2 separate regions of the Mus musculus genome follow, and region 1 is linked to region 2. A link is a contact called in ENCODE POLR2A ChIA-PET data. All regions are on one chromosome and are shown on one strand. The core of a region is the stretch at or near the end of the contact, and the rest is flanking DNA. Distances in the headings are between cores, read along the strand shown.

Region 1 (3,879 bases), core at 1,190-3,689, 110 kb before region 2:
AACGCTCTACGTAGACCAGGCTGACTCACCAGAGATCTGTCTATCTGCTTGAGTGCTGGAACTCAAACACTATACCTGTGTGTGTGCCATTATACCTGGCTAGAAAGGACTGCTTTAAGGACGCTATCCTCTTCACTTGTCTAATGAGTCAGGAGCTGATGCCTGCCTGCCAATGTGATCAAAACACACTGTACCAGATTCTCTAAGAACTGGTCACATTTTTAAAAACAAGAGAGTTGAAGGCTGAAGGTTATTTAACCATTTCCTAGCCAAGAACATTTGATCAGTTCAATTTACCAAACTATAAGCGGGGATTGGGAGTTCTGGATTGTGGCTAGTCAAATGATACTGACTAGTAGAACAATGGGTAACCATTACATTCTGAGCAAGAAAAACTATTTAAAAACTAGACTTTTGGCAGGGCAGCGGTGGCACATACCTGTAATCTCAGCACTTGGGAGACAGAGGCAGACGGACTTCTGAGTTCGAGGCCAGCCTGGTCTACAGAGTGAGTTCCAGGTCAGCCAGGGCTAAACAGAGAACCCTGTCTCGAAAAACCAAAAACCAACCAACCAACCAAAAAAACCCTAGACTTTTGTCAAGAGATGGAAAAGAATTGATAGGTTGTTTATAAATTATGCAAGTTTGTCAAATAATTTGATCTCTGTTATTTCCATTTCTTTAAGTGTGAACTACAGTTAATAGTATCTACGAAGATTAAGCAAATTAGCAGACATGAAATGCTATTTGAAAGTACTTCCTCAGTAAGATTTTTTTTTAAGCTCCATTCTTCTGACAGGAATGCTCTATCTCCTAAAAACCAGTGACCACACATAACCAGAAGCAAGATAATTACTTGAAGTATATTCTGCAAACCCGTCTTCTCCCAGCTCCAGAACCATCCGCTCTTTCCACCTCTCCAAAAAGAAGCTCTGTTCAGGTGGCATGGTCTGCTGAAGGATGCGGGTCACACTGGGTATCGAGTTCCTTTGCAAAGGGATCTTCAAAGGGCTTGAAGAAGCATCTGTGTGTGGTTTCCCGGTTCTCTCTTCATTGAAGATAGGAAAGCAGTGTTGTGGGACTCTGGCCTGTGGCTCCGGCTCTGCAGCCTTATGCTTACTCACTGGTCCATACAGTACATCATCTTCCTTGAACAACGACTCTGGAGTCTGGGCCGGGCCTCTGGACAAGACAGAGCGTACTAAACGAGAGTACTTCGCTTGGTCTACTGCTTCGTAAGAGTTTTTCTTCTTCTGGCTACACAAATAAGAGAAAGTGGAGAAACTCACAGGAGGGCTTGCTTTTACAGAAAATCTGTTTAACCTGCTAAGCAGCCTGCAGAAGGTCAGAGGCAGTTTCATTTTTAGACTTCGCCCCTCTAACTTTTCTCTAGTCTGGAAAGTTTAAAAGTGTGTTCTGTTCGTATCTGAAAAAAAAAAAAAAGTGGTGTTAGGTTTAAGACATTTTCTATATTAAAACCATCAAATTGAAAATCACACAAGAGCCGGGTGTGGTGGCGCACGCCTTTGATCCCAGCACTTGGGAGGCAGAGGCAGGTGGATTTCTGAGTTAGAGGCCAGCCTGGTCTACAAAGTGAGTTCCAGGACAGCCAGGGCTACACAGAGAAACCCTGACTCAAAAAACCAAAAAACAAAAACAAAAAAACCCACAAGAACATTAAAAGTGCATACACTAAACTTTTGACGTTTCCAAAAAAAAAGAGAAAATCATTCCCAAGTAAGATTCATGAAAATTGTAAGTGGCTTTTGTTCAATGTTAATGTGTTGGCCGTTTCGGATATGACACCTTAAATCTGAATGTGACAAGGCCTGGAGGCATAGACCAGGAAACTTAAGTTACTTGGGTGGCTGAGGCAGTATGAAATTGAGATTTTGGGTTAGCTTGGCTTTGTCTCTAGAAACAAAACAACTACAATCTGCCCCCCCCCAACAAATTCACAAGTCTTAATTAACAGTTAAACACCTACATCTACATACCAAACTCTTACTAAATATTCTGTATGGGCATCGCTCATCTATTCCTCACGCCGCCCTTTAAAAAGTGGGTGCTACTGTGACCTCGTGGTCCAGACTCGGGACATGTCGCAAGTGGGTCTGCACAGCCCATCCAACGTTAATTCCAGAAAATGATCTCTGCAGGTGTCTCCCATGGCTGCGACAGGACAAGCGTGGCCCTTCGTGCCCGAGTTTGGATAGGGAAGAGAGTATTTAAATAGAAGGTCGGTCAGCGGCAGGGTTCTAGCTGTACCTGAGATGCCACCACGCTGTAACACCCAGCCCGCAAACAACCCTCTCGGGACCCGTACTTTCATCGGTCCCGCGCTTTCCCAAAGCGAGGCGGCCCCAGCATGCACTACGGCGTTCCCGTCGCACCTGTGAGGCGCCATCCCCTCCACGCCCCCGAAGCAGAAGCGCGGGCGCCGTCAAGCCGCGCGTTGTCGCGCTCACGAGATCTCGCGCACGTCACCGCCGCTCGCCATCTTGGACTCTGGCTGAGCCATAAATTGCCCGGGCCGCGGTGCGCGTCCTTTCTCGAGGCGTGCCTCGCCGGCGGAGGGTTCGGAGCCCGCGTTCCCGTCGCGGCCCTCCGGTGCTGGTGTCCGCGTGGCGCGGAGCGAGGGTAGGCTCCCCGCGTAGCTTCTATTGCCCGGCTCCAAGATGGACGGCCGCGGGGACGGGGGAGGCCGCACTGGGGGAGCACGTGGCGTGCCGCTCGCTGGCCTGCGCCCGGGGCTGCTGGGATGGTGGCGGAGTCCCGCGGCCTCCAGCCGCCGTCCGGCAAGGAGGCCGGCGGAGGCGGGGCCGCGGCCGCCCCTGAAAGGCGCCCCGGCGGCGGCCCAGCCTCTTCTTTCCTCGCACAGCCACACGGCCCCTGCTCGAGGCCCGCGTCGCCATGGCCGCGGTTCCCGAGTTGCTGGAGCAGCAGGAGGAGGACCGCAGCAAGGTGAGATCCCTTCCTCGCTCGCTACCTGGGCTGGAGGTTCCCGCCGGCCTCCTTGGGCTGGGTGGATCTTCTCTGGGGCTCGGACCCCAGCAAGATCCCGAGGTTTTCCCTCAACCACCCCTTTAGAGATGGCTTTCCAACGGGGTGTCTCTGCACGCTCATTCTCTGACCAAGGAGACCCAGACAAGTGGGACCCCACTTCTTGAGCTCTCGGTGGGAAGCTGACCGACGCTCTGCCAGTCATTCGACTGAGGCTAATCCTCTGAAGCCCTTAGGAGCGTGGTTTTTTTTTTTTTCTTTTTTCTTTTGCTCCTAAAACTTAAATCGACTACATGGTAATTGGAAAGTGGATCAAAGTTTCGTTTGCTATTCCTATCTCCTTTTAAGAAAATGGCCTTTTCGTTTAAAATAGTGGGGAGATTTCTAACGAGTATCTGTATGTAGCATGGTTTTTGCAACTTGGGAACGCTAAATGTGTCCTCGTGGGAGTTGTAATTTTTAGTAAATCCTGTGTGTTGATATAACCCTCGGGCTGCAAATATCTTGAGGACTAATGCAATAAACAGGGATTGCTATACGGGCAATAAAGGATTCTACTTTTATTGGCTCTTTAAACTTGAATTTTCCACCGCACAGGTAGGTTATGAGTCAGTTTTGTGGACAAAATCGTCAGTAATATGGGAGCTCTTAGATTTTAATAAGAGCTGAATTAAGATTTCATTTTAAGTACCTTTGAATGGGCAAACATTTTTTTTTTTGTTTTTGTTTTTGTTTTTCGAGACAGTTTCTCTGTATATCCCCGGCTGTCCTGGAACTCACTTTGTAGACCAGGCTGGCCTCGAACTCAGAAATCCGTCTCCCAAGTGCTGGGATTAAAGGCATACGCCACCACGTCCGGCGCAAACTTTTTATCTA
Region 2 (4,041 bases), core at 895-3,394:
TTCTTTGGTGCCACGCCCACCCAGGCATAATTAAATGCATCCCTCCTGTGTTTTCAAGAGTAGGAAGCTTCAGCTACTTGCAGCACTTGCGGTTCTGCATATACTTAATAACTCATACATTCTTTTATCATGGCACCTCGGGATTGTTGGTAGGTGTTTGGACCTCTCATCTCGTGGCGGATACTCGGTGTAACCTTCCCGCTGGGACCCTCATTGCTTCTCTATGAAGCGTCTGCGTTTTACAGATGAGGACATACACGGGTGCTCAGATCCACTGCACTCTGGTTCTAAAGTCCACGCTGTTTCTCCTGTGAACTCTCGGAGGAAAGAAAGGAGATCTGGGTTCTACCCTCTCAGTGTCCCCAGATACTGAGAGGGTCCTGACAAGCGATCACCTAAATGCTGCACGAAATAAAAGAGCATTCCATAGCACTGATATGCAGAGGTTCGTTAAACCATTTCCCACGAGTTGCTTTATTCCCGGATATTCTCTCTTTCTTGGACTGGATTATTTCCTTTGGGTCAGTTCCTGGGAGTGGAACGTCTGGATCTGAGATGTGGCGCTTCCTCGATTCGCCACGTCATCTTCCGCCTTTGCAGAGCCCCGCCGAGCGAAGAGTGAAACGTTCCGGGCAGCCCTGAGAGCCTGGTTCTCACCTCGACCTTGACGCAGTTGTCCCGCAGGTGCCATTGTGCACCCAGGGCCCCCGCTGCATCCTGAGCCGCTGGGTTAGATCGCGACCGGGCCTGCGGGGTCCACTCCCCCACCCCATTCCACCACCCCCAGCTGCCTCGCTGGCAGCTGGATTCGGCCTGGGGGCGGGGACCAGACCTGGCATCTTCGCCAGGCGTCCGCAAAGCTCTGCTTCCTTATTTGGAGGGACGGGAAGTGGGGAGACAGAACGGAGGACAGGGCCTGGGAAGGAAAATACAGGGCAGAAGGAAGCGAAGAGATCACAGCATCTTAGGGGTGTGTACAGGTGTGTGTGTGTGTGTGTGTGTGTGTGTGTGTGTGTGTGTGTGTGTGTGTGAGTGTGTGTGTGTGAAGTCCCTTCTGCGCGCTCCTCCAGGACTGGAACGTGGCAGCTCTCCACCCTCCTGTAGTCATCCCTAAATCCTTAGCTCACCGCGGGGAGGGGCCCGGGCTGGAATCCCTCTAGCTGAGCAGGGCCGCTCCTGTGGCCAGATTGCGGTGATGGGGAGGCTCAAGGATACTGGCTCCACTTAACCTCCATGCCTGGACCTCCTCTAGCAGTCTGGTCTTTGTATTCCACTTTCAGCTTCTCTGGGGAGTTCCTCTCTGTTGTAAATTCCCAAAGGACAAATATACCCACAAAGGCAGGGGACATCTGTATAAACGACCAGCAAGATCCCCAGGGAAGCAAAGCTGACCAGTCTAAAAGGTGTTTAAACTAGCTGATAATTTTTAACGTACAATTAAGGGTGCCCAATTAAATTTGACTTTAAGATGGGCAATAAATTACGTTTTATCATAAATTTATTGTATGAAATATTTGATGAAAGAGTGTCTGAAATAATGCATGGCAGACAATAAAAATTATTCGTCGTTTAAAATACAAATCGAACCAGGCACTGGGCATTTTTATTTGCTAAATCTGTCAGTGCTAATTCCTTCGTTCCTTGCATTTAAACTCTTGGAATTTGGTATTCTTCCCTCTCCAGGTCTCCTCCCCTAACCAGCTTCCTTCCTTTTTGCTTTTTGGTGAAGACGTGGTTTCTCTGATACTGTCTTTTAATTTCCCTCCTTCTCTGGTTTTATTTACTTTAGCTAACTCACCCTGGGTCTCAATTTAAAAGTCTTTGATGCTACCGTTAGGGCTGGGGTTGAGGCAGCATAAGCTTTAGGGGGTGGGGGGGATTTCTTAAGGACACTGGAAGGAAATTAAACCTCCGAAAATATGCTTGATGCCTCTACGCACCGCCTCTCCTTTCTTTCTAAGGAAAATGTGGGTTGAGCTCAGTTTGTGTCACGGGAGCACAAACAGCTGAATTAAAGCCAAAAGAATTCATTCCTCAAGCCTCCACCAGCTGCAGCCCCGGCCGGCCGGCAGACAAATGTGTTTGTCTCTAGCTCCATGGGTGTTTTTCTCAGGGTTTCCATCCACAGCTGAACTTGTGCAGGGGGACCTTGAACCTGTAGGCTCAGAGGGACTTGAGGGATCTGAGAGATCAGGAAGAGCAGGGTTTCCCACACAGCGAGGCATGTGGCCGTCGTTTAGCAGTCCCCAGCACAGGTTGGCCCAGTCTCACAATGTAAGCTCACAGGAATTGTGACTAAAAACAAACAAAAAGCACCCCCCACACACACCCCCACAAAGCTTTCCCAAATGACTCTAGCCTGAGACCCTGGATACCAGATAGACCAGGGCTTCTGGCTTAGGGGTGGCAGCTGAGCATCCAACTCCCTTCTGGTTGCTAGGGGCAGCTCTAGTGTGCTACCCGTCTGTCTGTTTCTTCTTTGCAGCATCTTCTCTCCTCCACCCTACCCCAGCAGGACCAGCTCCATAAATCACTCTTCAATGGCCCCTCTCTCTCTCCTGTCTTCTTCTCTACTTCTTCTTGGGACACCTCCCTCATCACATACTGCCCTTGAGACCTGCTCCCTCAGCCTGTCGTGGAGACACCTTAGTGTGATGGGTCTGTTATTCTTACTCATAGGCTGCTGTCTGGTTTACCACATGAATTCTTGATGTAAAAGCTGCCAGGGACGGCAGAAGACCCCAGTGTTTGGATTTCTGAGGCTTGGACATTACAAGTGATTGTGGCACAGGGCCTTGTATTAGTGTTTCCAAGCCTAGCTTCTTCAGCTCTGCACTGGGGTTACCTGTCTCAAAAAAAAGAAAAAGAAAATGAAAGAAAGAAAGGAAGGAAGAAAGAAACAAAAAGGAAGAGATGATATTTAGATCCCCCCCCCGCCCCCCCGAGAGATTTGGCCCAACTCAGCTGACTTAGGCCATGGCTTTCCATCTCCCTATGCAGCCCACAGCTTGGCCCCTCTAATCAGTTGGAAGGAAGGCTCTTGAGGGAGATGAAACTGCATGGTGGGTATATTATGTCATGACATTGGTGACCAATAGTCTGGGGAAGCAGCAAGGGACATTCATGCTGATGACAAGACATTTTCCAGGAGAAGCGTTTGACTCCAGGGACACACCGTACTGTATGGTGCAGATCTGAGTCCAGGCTGGGGTGTAAAACTACTGAGATTTCCAGGGTCTTGTGACCCAGGACAACGCAAAACCAAAACAAAAGCAACAACAAGAACCAAACCAGAACACGGAGGTAATAAAAATAGACACCATTTATTAAGAAAGAGAAAAGGACTCCCAAGAATGAGCTACCAACTGGCATACACTCCAGAACACCAGGCCAGGATCTCAGGTCCCTTTACAAGTCATTTGCATAGCACCTGCTTCCGCCATGTTTGTCTGTTTTGGAGCTTCTGCTGTTGTGGTTGTTGCATGTAGCCCAGGTGGGGAAGAGTTTCTAGTTCTTTCTGGCAACAGGCTTCCTTGCTTATATTAGTCATCCCCTGCCCTCTCCACTTGCTCTCCTGCTCTCAGCTCTCACCAGCCACCGAGAACCAGCCCCTGTCCCCACTGCACTCCCCTCGGACTTCCAAAGGCCACAGTTACAGTTTGAGAATCTTGGCAAATGTCAGGATGCTTTTGGAAACAAGCATCAGAAGCCTGACTCGGACCGTGGTACCCATTTCCTTCAGATCTCTTGTCTGTCCATCTCTGTAGATCCAGTTTATTTTCATCTGGGTCCCCTTGGGGTTTCAAGCCTTGTACCCACCAGCCTGCATCTGTGTTCCTAGTACCAGGATAACGGATCCTTTCTGGATCCAAACTTCCCTTATGAAACGACTTCAGTTTAGCTGTGTCAGCCATCGGGACAAGTTGTCTAGAATTTACTGAGTCTGGGATGGGTCAGGGCCAGACACACAGTGGCTGCCAAATAGTTGAGGAAGAGTGAGAAGATATTTGTGAACAGTTCCAATTCTATGGAGGGTTGCCA

What was found. ChIA-PET counts read pairs that join two places held with the same protein, here RNA polymerase II (POLR2A).
Region 1: POLR2A ChIA-PET joins it to region 2 with 10 read pairs in Patski. The contact joins the promoter of Snx5 here to the enhancer-like site in region 2. POLR2A ChIA-PET finds 5 or more read pairs at or near these places in 2 of 5 experiments (Patski and embryonic stem cell).

The regions. Positions count from the first base shown.
Region 1 is chr2:144,269,462-144,273,340 of GRCm38, reverse strand. It overlaps Snx5 (sorting nexin 5), which reads left to right and starts at 2,439. Exons shown (of 14, transcript NM_001199188.1): 1 at 2,439-2,640; 2 at 2,882-2,964. The coding sequence starts at 2,914. It overlaps Mgme1 (mitochondrial genome maintenance exonuclease 1), which reads right to left and starts at 2,437. Exons shown (of 5, transcript NM_028984.5): 1 at 2,269-2,437; 2 at 857-1,426. The coding sequence starts at 1,361.
Region 2 is chr2:144,162,279-144,166,319 of GRCm38, reverse strand. All of the region lies in intron 2 of Banf2os (a long non-coding RNA gene), which reads left to right. Among named protein-coding and RNA genes, the nearest start is that of Gm5535, 25 kb to the left of the region's middle. Within about 2 kb of position 2,144, at least 1 of the 3 ENCODE cell types and tissues checked has a DNase peak (open chromatin) inside an H3K27ac peak, as active enhancers do.